Linked DNA regions of Homo sapiens: region 1 is linked to region 2. Evidence: chromatin contacts called from ENCODE Hi-C or POLR2A ChIA-PET data. All regions are on one chromosome and are shown on one strand. Each heading gives the region's core, a stretch centred on a gene start or an enhancer-like site at or near the end of the contact. The rest is flanking DNA. Distances are from core to core; before and after follow the strand shown.

The links. Hi-C counts contacts between places; a loop is a spot of excess contacts on that map. ChIA-PET counts read pairs that join two places held with the same protein, here RNA polymerase II (POLR2A). Pooled maps may share reads with other maps.
Region 1: a map with no recorded cell type shows a loop between it and region 2 (2.4-fold over the local background). The contact joins two enhancer-like sites. A Hi-C loop is called at or near these places in 2 of 37 single-sample maps with no recorded cell type and 2 of 50 pooled maps. POLR2A ChIA-PET finds 5 or more read pairs at or near these places in 1 of 52 experiments (activated CD4-positive, alpha-beta T cell).

What each region holds. Positions count from the first base shown.
Region 1 is chr11:9,074,303-9,079,953 of GRCh38, forward strand. It overlaps SCUBE2 (signal peptide, CUB domain and EGF like domain containing 2), which reads right to left. Exons shown (of 23, transcript NM_001367977.2): 3 at 5,082-5,207; 4 at 179-313. Among named protein-coding and RNA genes, the nearest start is that of MIR5691, 13 kb to the right of the region's middle. Within about 2 kb of position 2,514, at least 2 of the 41 ENCODE cell types and tissues checked have a DNase peak (open chromatin) inside an H3K27ac peak, as active enhancers do.
Region 2 is chr11:8,602,038-8,608,089 of GRCh38, forward strand. No RefSeq gene overlaps it. Among named protein-coding and RNA genes, the nearest start is that of STK33, 11 kb to the left of the region's middle. RefSeq lists an enhancer at 1,829-2,330. Within about 2 kb of position 2,177, at least 4 of the 41 ENCODE cell types and tissues checked have a DNase peak (open chromatin) inside an H3K27ac peak, as active enhancers do.

The sequences.
Region 1 (5,651 bases), core at 1,264-3,763, 470 kb after region 2:
GAAGTTGAAGTTCAAATAACTTGCCCACGGTTACCCGGCAGTGGAGTCTGGACTCGTCCTCAGGCCTCCAGACTTTCTATACCCTGTGCTTCCCCTCTAGAGTCAGTGTGTGTGTGCGCGTGCAAGGGAGAGGGTCTCAGATGTGGCTCTGCCCCCATCCACAGCTGGGCAGAGGTACCTTCCGAGCGGTGAATGCAGGTGTGCTGATTGTCACTCAGGAAAAACCCCTCCTTGCAGCAGCACTCATAGCTCCCCATGACGTTGACACAGGTATGCTGGCAGCCGCCATTGTTCTCCAGGCACTCGTCCACATCTGGAAGGAGAGAGGGATTAGCCTTTGCTTTGGTGACTGTTTCAATGCCCCACCTCACCCAGCAGCTCAGGGGCCCTGCTAAGCAAAGATGAGGTTCCTCTTCACGTCCCTGCACCACAGAAGCTTTCAGAATCAAAGCCGGTAAGGTCCACAGACAACTACCCAGTCCTTACGGGTCTGGGGCTCACTTGGCCAGGACCGCCACATGGACACAAGGTCATCAGCTCAGTAAATATTTGTTGAACATCTTCTCTTTCCACAGCATGGTGCTAGAGGAGACAGCAAAATATAGATAAGGAAGATAAAATTCCTTCCCTTGGCCAGGTGTGGCGGCTCAAGCCTGTAATCCCAGCACTTTGGGAGGCTGAGGCAGGCGGATCACCTGAGGTCAGGAATTCAAGACCAGCCTGGCCAACATGGTGAAACCCCGTCTCTATTAAAAACACAAAAATCAGCTAGGCATGGTGGCACATGCCTGTAATCCCAGCTACTGAGGCAGGAAAATCACTTGGATTTGGGAGGTGGAGGTTGCAGCGAGCCGAGATCATGCCACTGCACTCCAGCCTGGGCCTCAGAGCGAGACGCCATCTAAAAAAAAAAAAAAAAAAAAAATCCTTCTCTCTAGGAGCATGCCCTTCAGCAAGAGACAAATATACAAATGATTCTGATATAAGGTATAAAAGGTGGTACCAAGGAAAGAAATCACATCTGGTCATGGGGTATCGGGATGAATTAAGGATAAGCTAATAAAAGATGGGCCCTTAGGATTGTCCAATTATAAATCAGGAAAGAAGGGATTATAGGTGGAAGAGAGCGTAAGCAGTAGCACAAAGGCTGGGAGGCATGAAGAACATTCAGATACCAGTGGGTCAGCCCATGTGGTTGGAGCATAGGGCACATGAGGGAGGTTACAGGAGATACAGCTGGGAGGACAGACTGGGGTCACACTGTGGGATCCTGAATACCAGGCAATGAAGTGCCTACTTAATTTGGGAAGCAGCTGGGAACCACTAGAGTAGGGGAGAGAGTCTGGCCCTTCACTTTGAGAAATACAAGGCAGCAGCTGAGGGCAGGACAGAGGGAGGGGAAGAATGGGCAGTCTGGGAGTCCAGCTTCACACATGCATCTGCAACAGCCACAGCTAGCGCTAGTGGCGACAGCACTGCGGCTGCCAGGGATGCTGGGAACCAAGCCAGAGAAGAAGACTGGGCGGACAAGGTGCCTGCAGGGCTGGGAGCCTTGTGGGCTATGGGGTGGGCATCATTAGAGGATGGAAAGTTGACACCAAGGCCTTCTGGAAGGGACACATGGAAGGCCAGTGCTGGGTACAGAAATGGGAATGGAGATATGGTTGCCCCTGACCCCCAAGGCAGGCAGGTGATCTGTCTGAAATGCTGAAATGTAGGGCTAGGTCCAGTAGGCAGTGGCAAACCTCAGTGGGGAGCTTGGAAGAGAATCTGGTGGTGTAAGCACAGCTTTGGAAATCATTTATTTGTAGTTGCCTGATAAAGTGGTGGAGCTTGATGAGAGAGCCAAAGGCGGGAGTGTGGGAAGGGAGCAGAAAGGAGACAGCCAGAGGTAGAATCCCGGACCCTGCCAGGGGCAGGGAGGAGGCAGAGGAGATGGCAGGAGTCCCAAGAGCCTCCAGGGAAGGAGCCAGCAGAGAGGTAGGGAGGGAGGAAGCCTTCTGCCACACACTGTCAGGGCGGCCTTAGGGGACCTTCCTCCCACTCTGCCTGTGATACCCTGTGCACAGCTGTATTGCTACACTTACTGACTTGCAGCCTCAAAATCCTTTACTCATCTACCTCTACTAGATTGCAAACTCCTTGAGGACAGAGATTTTTGTTTTAATTAGCACAGCCCTGGAATACAGCAGGCGCTCATTAACTATTCAATGCATGAACAAACAAGCAGGAGAGGATAGCATCACCCGAGCCAGAGAAGAGAAACTTCCAGAGAAGTTTCAGACAACAAAGGCTCAAAGAGAAGGCTGATATAAAAAATCAATTTATTTTCTCCAGTCTAATTTCTCATGTGCTAATCACTAGCTCCTGGGCATATCCATAATAATCATAATAATAAAACCTCACATTTAAATATCTGTTATCTGGTTTCAAGCTTCAGATCTTATAGTCCTCTGTCCTCCCACACTACTGAGCAGATGTCTGACTAAACTGATGGGACTCAAGCCATCCCCTGAAGCCTAACAAACTTGCCCTTGTCTATGCCAAAGGGTGAAGGAAGCACATTCCAGAGGATGAGCCGTGCTGGAACACACCTGGCCTAGGTGTTCCACAGCAAGACTCAAGGTGAGCAGGAGAGGTCTGTCTCCCTGAACACCAACTCCTGGATTGGCTGCGAGTAAAGATGTGCTCCCCTCTGAGCTACCACACCCCCACCCCACGTTTAACCCCCAATTTCTTTTCCCCAAGGCAATCAGAAATGTGTCATTCAGCTAGCTGATGCTCTGTGGTTGGATAAATACAAAAGTGTGTGTCCACGTACGCAAATATCTATCACTAAGCTGGTGAGCTTCTCCAGACCATAAAACAGTGGTTCTCAACCCTGGCTATGTGTCAGAACCCTGAGGCCTGGATGCCACCTCCAGAGATACTGACAGAGCCAGTCTTGGATGAAGTCTAGGTGATGGTTTTTTTTAAGCTTCTCAGGTGATTCCAGTGTGCGGCCAGAGTTAAGAACAACTGCTACAAAGCCAAACAGCTATGATGAGCTCCCAGACACTCCAAAAATAGAAACTGAAGGCAGATGGGGTGAGCTGTATAGAAGAGCTGCCTTTCGTTTTTCAGACTTGCAGGCATTCAGGATCTTGAAGTGCTCTGTGTTTAGTGCCAAAGCTTAGTGGTGTTTGTACCTTGTGTCTTCTAGCTAATATATTTGTGGCTAATGTGTGGTTAGGAGGCTGAGGAGATTGAAGGGGTCATCCCAGAGAACTCAGGAGAAGTTAGGGCTCTGAGCTTCTTTTTTGCCACAAACTGGGTCAGCCCTTTCAAATCTGAATGTTGGGGAAGTGTCTATGTGTGCCGGTCCTACTCTTCCAAATGTACTTCATTTTCTTGTGCCTTCCTTTTAAAGAGTCCTTACCCCATTCAGAAATACTCAGTAGATGCTCAAGGTCTCTCTGCAAGGCAGATCCTTGCTACTGAGTCCACAAAGAGATCCCACAGAGGGGAAATGGAGATACTCTGTGCTGATAATATCTGTGTTATCGGCAAAGGCAAGAAAAGACTCTGCCTTCAGGGTTTCCAAGCAGGCCAATACTCAGAGCCGCCCACCAGCCCTGGCCCAGGTTCCTAGCCCCTGGATGGTTCTTGCTCTTAGGAACCTTATACTACCCCCCGCCACCCCGGGCTGTGGATTACAGCACAACAGTAATGATGAAGTCTGCCATCAGATATGCATCCTCCAAATGCCCTCATTGGCAAGTCAAAGGGAAATTTCCCCCTGAAAATGGAAAAAAAAAAGAGCAACCCATGTGGTATGCCTCCCAACAAATCACACACTGAAAGTGATTCCATTTGTCTGAGTTTTTAATTAATACTGATTCCTGCTCTCAGGATTGTCTCTCAAATATGCCTTTTTGTGGTACTGACTGCCTAGAAGATTACTGGTTCCCTCACCTGCAATCAAGTCTTACTGACAGCTGCAGGCTTGGAAAGCCACGTGATGTGTCACCCAAAGCCTGATCTCTCACACAGGGCACCAACAGGAAATAACAGAGTCCATCAGGATGGAGCTCCAGGAGACACTGAAGTGGGATAAAGGTCATATGAGGGTTAAGTCCCAAATGGAAATAACCTCTCCTCCACTCCAGAGCCCCAACACACAACACACAAGTTCTGTCTGGACTTTTTCTAGTTCCTTTTATGCAGATCTCAAAGCATTTAATCAAAGGGCCATTCCTACCACACCATAAGGGGGCGTCTGAATGGCTGTCCCCACAGAGCCAGGGCCTGGCTCCGCTGCTCCTTAGTTGGCCAAGTAGACCTCAGCAGGTTATCCATATGAAGGGTCGTGAGTGTCAAAGGACGCTGATGCCATATTTTCCCATGATGTTCTCCTGTACAACTAATACCAGCCTTAAAAAGCAAACCACAAATACCTATCTGCCAGGAGTGCTGCATCCTCTAAGACTATCCAACACTCAACCCCATGCAGCTGCTAGCTGCTTCTAAGTTCTGTTTTATTCCTGGCATAAGGAATGAATGTAAACAACACTCTTTGTAGTCTCTAACTCAGGGGCTAAAACTCCAACAGATGTTTCTGTTTTGTGGAATACTAGGAAGATGTTCATGGAAGATTTCTGTTTTAGTTTCTCTCTTTTTCAAGAAAAAAAGGGGGGTCTAGCTGGCTGTAACCCCAGCACACATTTGGAGTCTTCAGGACAAGGAGTTTTTCCAAATTCTAAAACAGAAACACTTACAGCATTGAAAAAAAAAATGGTTATAAGTCAGGACTCTCAACACAAGACCAAAGATCTTAAAAGGTGACAAGCCAATGCTAGAAAGTCAATAAATAGTAATGACGATGTCACCCATCTCCTTGGACTAACAGAAGATTTATGTTATGAATGATCACATAAAACTGAAACATTTTACCTCATTTTCTATCACGGAGTCTGACTTCCAAGGGAGCAGAAAACACAAGGCTCTGAGCCCGTTTTTGTCTTCATGAGGAGGTCTTCACCAAGGGAAAGAAAGGGGTGGGAGAGTGAAGGAGAATTGCCATTTCCAAATGCCTTCCTTACCAAGACAATTATGACCGTCATGAGCCAACATGAAGCCATCAAAACAAGTGCAACGATAATTGCCTGGAATATTCAAACAGTCATGGACACAGCCTCCATTGAGCTCATTTCCACATTCATCGATGTCTGAGGAATAAAACAGAAGTAAACCAGACAGGTGCTATTTCTTTGATGTGAAAACATATGCACTTACCTCCAGCCATTCCACTTCTAGGAATCTACCTGAAAATACATCCCTAACAATAGGAAAACAAATACGCACAAGGTTATTCACTGCAGTGTTGTTTCTAATGACAAAATACTGTAAACAACCTAAGTTTCCATAGATAGAAAAATAGTTTAATAAATTATGGTACCTCTACTCCATGGACTACTATGCAGCTATTTTAAAAAAAAGAGAGAATGAGGAAGATCTCTGTGAACTGATTTGGAGTAATTTCTAGGATATACTATTAAATGAAAAAATCAAAATTAAAAGAGTATCTGTAATACGTTATCTTCATGTAAGAAATAAGAAGATATAAAAACACACACAAAATTTCAGGATACGTTTTTGTAGAACTTGACAAG
Region 2 (6,052 bases), core at 927-3,426:
CACACTCTAACGAGGCAGGACGCTGGCTCTGAATTGTGTAACAGAAAGGGGTGGGCAGAGGAGCTACCTGGGATCACTATTGTTTAATTCTTTTATTCTTCTTAAATTTTTGTTTGGAAATAACTTCAAACTTTTATAGAAAAGTTATGAAAATTAAAATAGTTTTTAAAATGCCCATATATCCTTTGTTTTTTGTTTTATTTTGAGATGGAGTCTCACTGTCGCCCAGGCTGGAGTGCAGTGGTGCGATCTCGGCTCACTGCAACCTCCGCCTCCCGGGTTCACGCCATTTTCCTGCCTCAGCCTGGGACTACAGGCGCCCGCCACTATGCCCAGCCAATTTTTTGTATTTTTAGTAGAGACGGGGGATCACCATGATGGCCAGGCTGGTCTCAAACTCCTGACTTCGTGATTCACCCGCCTCGGCCTCCCAAAGTGCTGGGATTACAGGTGTGAGCCACCATGCCCAGCCTGTTTTTTTGTTTTTTTAAATAGAGACAGAATCTTGCTCTGTCTTTCAGGCTGGAGTACAGTGGCATGATCATGGCTCACTGCAGCCTCAACCTCCTGGGTTCAAGCATGGAGTCCTGTTTTGTTGCCCATGCTGGTCTCAAACTCCTGGGCTAGAGTGAGCCTCCTACCTTGGCCTCCCAAAGCTGTGGAATTAAAAGTGTGAGCCACCCAGGTGGGAGCTAAACATGTGTACACATGGACATATACTGAGTGAAATAATAGATATTAGGGAATACAAAAGGTGGGAGGGGGTGAGGGTTGAAAAACCTATTGGGTACAATGTTCACTATTCAGGTGATGGATACACCAAAGCCCAGACTTCAGCACCACACAATAAATGCATGTAAGAAACCTGCACTTGAGTCCCCTCAATATATTTGAATAAATAATTTAACTTTAAAAGAAAAAAATGTGAGCCACCGTGTCTGCCCCCATATGTCCTTCACCCAGATTCACCTATTAAGATTTTACATCAGCCAGGCACGGTGGCTCACGCCTGTAATCCCAGCACTTTGGGAGGCCGAGGTGGGCAGATCACAAGGTGAAGAGATCGAGACCATCCTGGCCAACATGGTGAAACCCCGTCTTTGCTAAAAATTAGCTGGGTGTGGTGGTGCACACCTGTAGTCCCAGCTACTCAGGAGGCTGAGGCAGGAGAATCACTTGAACCTAGGAGGCAGAGGTTGCAGTGAGCCAAGATCGCGCCACTGCACTCCAGCCTGGCCACAGAGCGAGACTCCATCTCAAAAAAAAAAAAAAGATTTTACACCATTTGCTTTATTAATAGCACTCTCTCTATATATGTGTGTGTGTGTGTATGCATGTTTAATTAAAAAAAGATATACATCTACAGCTTTGTTCTGTACCATTTGTGGGTGAGTTACATACACTAAGGACCTTGACTTCTAAATACTCCAGTGCATATTTTCTAAAAACGAGAATATTCAATTATATAACCACAGTTCAGTTATCAACTTTAGTACATTTAACATTGATACAATAATCTCATCTACTCTCCATATCCCCATTTTGTCAGTTGACCCAAGAATGTCCTTTCTATTACATTTTCCTCACTCCACTACAGGACCCAATATAGGGTCAGGAATTGCATTTAGCTGTCATGTCTCTTTAGCCTCCTTGAACCTGGACATTTTCCTAGCTTTTCTTTGTCTTTAACGACAGGGACATTTTTAAAGAATCCAGTCCCCTATCCCCTGCCTTTACTTAATATAACGTCTTTCATTGTGGGTTTGCCTGATGTTTCTCTGTAATGAGATTCAGGTTCTGCATCCTTGGCAGCAATACTGTATCATGGGTGACATCATGTCCTTCTCACAGCATTACATCTGGGTGCACAGTATGTCCACCTGCCCCTTATTGGTGATGTTATTTTGAGCACATGATCAAGATGTTATGTGATTTCTCCACTGTATAATACTCCAATTGCTGTATATTTTTTCCTCCCTCACAACTTTTCCTGCACAACAATGAGCAGTCAGTGGAGAGACAATTTAGGACTATGCAAATATCCTGCTCCTCATCAAAATTTCCCCCTAGGGTTAGCCCTTAACAAGTTTTCTGACGATCCCTGGGGCTAAATGAGTGCCCCGGCGCCACCTATGGGGCTTGCAGCACACTGCAACACCGGGAATGAACCTCGGACCTCTCTCACTCTGCCACTTGTCTGGAGTCCAGGAACTACTTCAGCCCTAGACATTTTGAAAGATCCTATAGAGACCTGAGTTGCAAGCCTGAGTTCTAGTCCAGACACCGCCAATGACTCATGAGGAATCTTGGACAAGTCTTCTTAAGACTTATGTTCCTAGTGAAATGTAGGGTTGGCTGACAGAGATCTGAGTTATACATTCAAGTAATACTTATTGAGCAACTACAGGCACTGTTCCAGGATCCAAGCAAGACTTCTGCTCTCAGGGAAGCTTACACCCTCTGTGACTCAGACAGTGAGCAAGAACACAAGACGAAGAAAAAGATAAACATACCTCATAGTAAGTGCCATGATGACGATGAAACAGGGCTGTGAGAGAGTGCCTGGGTCCACTTCAGATTGTGTGGTTAGGAAAAGCTCTCTGAGGAGGGGTGCGAGCTAAGATCTAAAGGGTGATTGGAGCCAACCCTGACCTTGAGAAGTTTTGGAGGTAGAGCCTTCCAAGCAGAGGGAAGAGTCAAGGATGACTAGGGGTTTGGTACTTCTTCCATATCTATGGCTCTTTGGGGGTGTGGGGGCAGGGTCAGGAGACTCCCAGGTGTCCCTGAAGCAGAGCAAGAGACGGATAAGAGAGAGGTGTGTTCTCCAGAATAACAGGGAGAAATTCTAGAGGTGTTGACAAATGAAGTGGCTTTTAAAAGATGAGTAAAGATTTTGAAAGGTAGATTATAGAACAGAGAAAGACATTCCACGTAGGAAAGGGGAAGAATGGGAGGCACACAGGAGTCATTGGCTATGGCAATTCTGAAATCCAAGTGGGCAAATATTTTGAGGGCCTCCTAGTCTGGTCGGGAATTATTCATTATTTTCTGATTCAGGTCCCTGGAAGTAGCTCCCTTGCCTGTTGTTCTCCTTATCCCTTGCTTCTGCCCTCAAAGAGGTTCTTCACATTTTAGTGTCCCTGCTGATGTGGGGCTTGAGGCATAAACCTCTTTGGGGGCTGAGCAGCCTTCTCAACTCTTAGGTGTGTTAAGAGCCTGAGCATTCTCTACCATAGATTATTGAAAGCCCAAGAGCCATTTAATGTCTTCAACAGTTATTGTTTTCTGTTAGTCTAGGCTCATCATTCCCCTGGCAATAAAACACTCTAAAAACCTCATTATGGGCCGGGCACAGTGGCTCACACCTGTAATCCCAGCACTTTGGGAGGCCAAGGCAGGCGGATCACCTGAGGTCAGGAGTTTGAGACCAGCCTGGCCAACATGGTGAAAACCCATCTCTACTAAAAATAGAAAAATTAGCCGGGCATGGTGGCAGGCGCCTGTAATCTCAGCTACTCAGGAGGATGAGGCAGGAGAATCGCTTGCGCCCAGGAGGCAGAGGCTGCAGTGAACTGACAGCTTGCCACTGCACTCCAGCCTGGGCGACAGATCAAGACTCCGTCTCAAAACAAACAAACACACCTCAAAACAAACAAACACACCTCATTATGTGTCTATCTATTGGAATGCAGGCAGCATCACTGGCTGAAAGCTATACCTGCAATTATTTTTGAGAACTACAGTAGTTCCACCTTATCCACGGGGGATATGTGCCAAGATCTTCAGTGGATGCCTGAAATCATGGATGGTTCTGAACCCAACATACTGTATACTGTTGTTTCCTATACAAACATACCTATGATGAAGTTTAATACACAAATTAGGCACAGCCAGAAATTAACAGTAACTAATAATAAAATAGAAAAAAACATAACTTGTATACTGTAACACAAGTTATGTGAATGTGATCTCTCTCTCAAAAATCTTACTGTACTGTGCTCACCCTTCTTCTTATGATCTGTTGACCTAATAACCAAGAAGGCTACTAGGGACTAAGGGTGGGTAGTATATATAGTGGATACACCAGACAAAAGTGATGATTCATGTCCCTGGCAGGACAGGGTGGGATAGAGTGGGGTGGTAAGAGATCTCATCACACTACTCAGAATAGTGTGCAATTTAAACCTCATGAATTATTTCTGGAATTTTCTATTTAATATTTTCAGATTGCCATTGACCAGAGGCAACTGAAATCACAGAAAGCAAAGCCAAGGATAAGGGGAGTTCACATGCCCATGCCTTGCTCTCTCTCTCTCTCTCTCTCTCTGTCTGTCTCTCTCTCTGTCTCTCTCTATCCCTCTCCTCCTCCTCCCTCCGCACAGGCTTTGGTGGAAAAGCCACATCCTTAGAATTTTTTCACTGAATCTTATCCAGCTAAAAGATTTTACTGGGCACTATATTCTTAATTTGATATTTTCCCTGAAGTACCTTAATCCATTCAAAGGTTTTAACAATGAATATTATGCCCATATTTTTAATATGATCCTTACCTCAAGGCTGAATTTTAATGGGCCTTCAATTCTAAATTTTATCTTAGTCTTCAGCGTCAAGAAGCAATTACCTCTTCAAAACCCTAAGTCCTTGGATTTTTGTATACTATGTATTTTCTTTCACTCCTTAAAAACAGGGCAATTCTTTTCTGAACTCATGTCTTTCTTGAAATAGCTTGATAAACAGAATATCAACCAATGTAGGCTACCAATGTTGTTTTCCAATATCTTCCCCTCTATTGAAATTCATTAAGTACATGATGTGACTCCAAAGTTATCTCAGACTATAGTTTTGCCAAATGTTTTTCCACTGCATAACCTGAATCACTATCCTTCTAGTCACCAATGTCGGTTTCCTTGCTACCTGCTTGCTAGGCCAGTGCCTTGGATCTTAGTGTTTTGTTATTGATTTTTTTTTCTCCAGAGAAACCCAAGCTTCTTTGTACTATAGGCCAGCCTATGCTGCAGTAATAAATAACACACAATTCTCACTGACTTACAACAAAAGTCCTCATTCATGCAAAATTTGCTGCAGATATGGAAAATATTGCAAAGCTTATATTATCCATGTATTAGCACAGCACACCAGACTGGTTCAGACTTAAGCATCTTCATATCAGTGCATGCTCTCAGAATCACCTCAGTAAGGGAAGAGAGAAAATAAACAGAGAATCAAGCACTGGCTCTTATTCAACCTAGCAATGACCTACATCACTGCCACTCTCATTGGCCAATTCAAGTCTCATAAACACACCTGAAATAAGTAAGTGGCGTGCAGTAGTGCAATCTTCCCATGCACTCAGGAGAGGAGCACTAGAATCATTGGAAGGTAACATTTACGTCTTCCCTTCTGCTGTTGGTAGGATCTTCTCTGTCTTGGGTGTTCTGAAGTTTCACTGCAATACGTTTCAAGTTTCTTTTTATTTTTCAAGTGTATTTTGTTCAACATCTTATAGCTATGAATTCATGTCATTCATCACTTCTGGACAGTTCTCAGCCATTATCTCTTCAAATGTTCTCAATGTCTCATGATGTTTTTAGTGTGTTTAAACCAAGACGCAAGTAAGTTCTATATAGTGCAATTGGTTTATATGCTTTTTAAGACTCTTTAAGGTTTCCCCTCCATCTCCCTTTTTTCCCTTTGTAATGTAAACCAAGTTGTTTGTTCCATCGGTCCTTGGAGACTGGATTTTGCTGACTGGATCCTTGTGAAGTCATTTAAGGTGTTCCTCTATTCTCTGCATTTCCTGTCAATTGGGAATTAATCTTTAAATTGGTAGATGTAGAGACTTGTTTAGGTTCAGATTCTATTTGTTTACAAACAAATGCACACAATGTCTGATCGTCTCTTTTTTGGTGATGTGAGCAGCCACAGATGGTCATTGCCTAGATTCATTCATTGAGGGCTAAAAAATGATATTCTAAATCTATCAGTCCTTCTTCAATTACTGTGGAAAACTTTTTAAAAAGAAACTTCCCTCATCAATTATTTGGTTACCAGA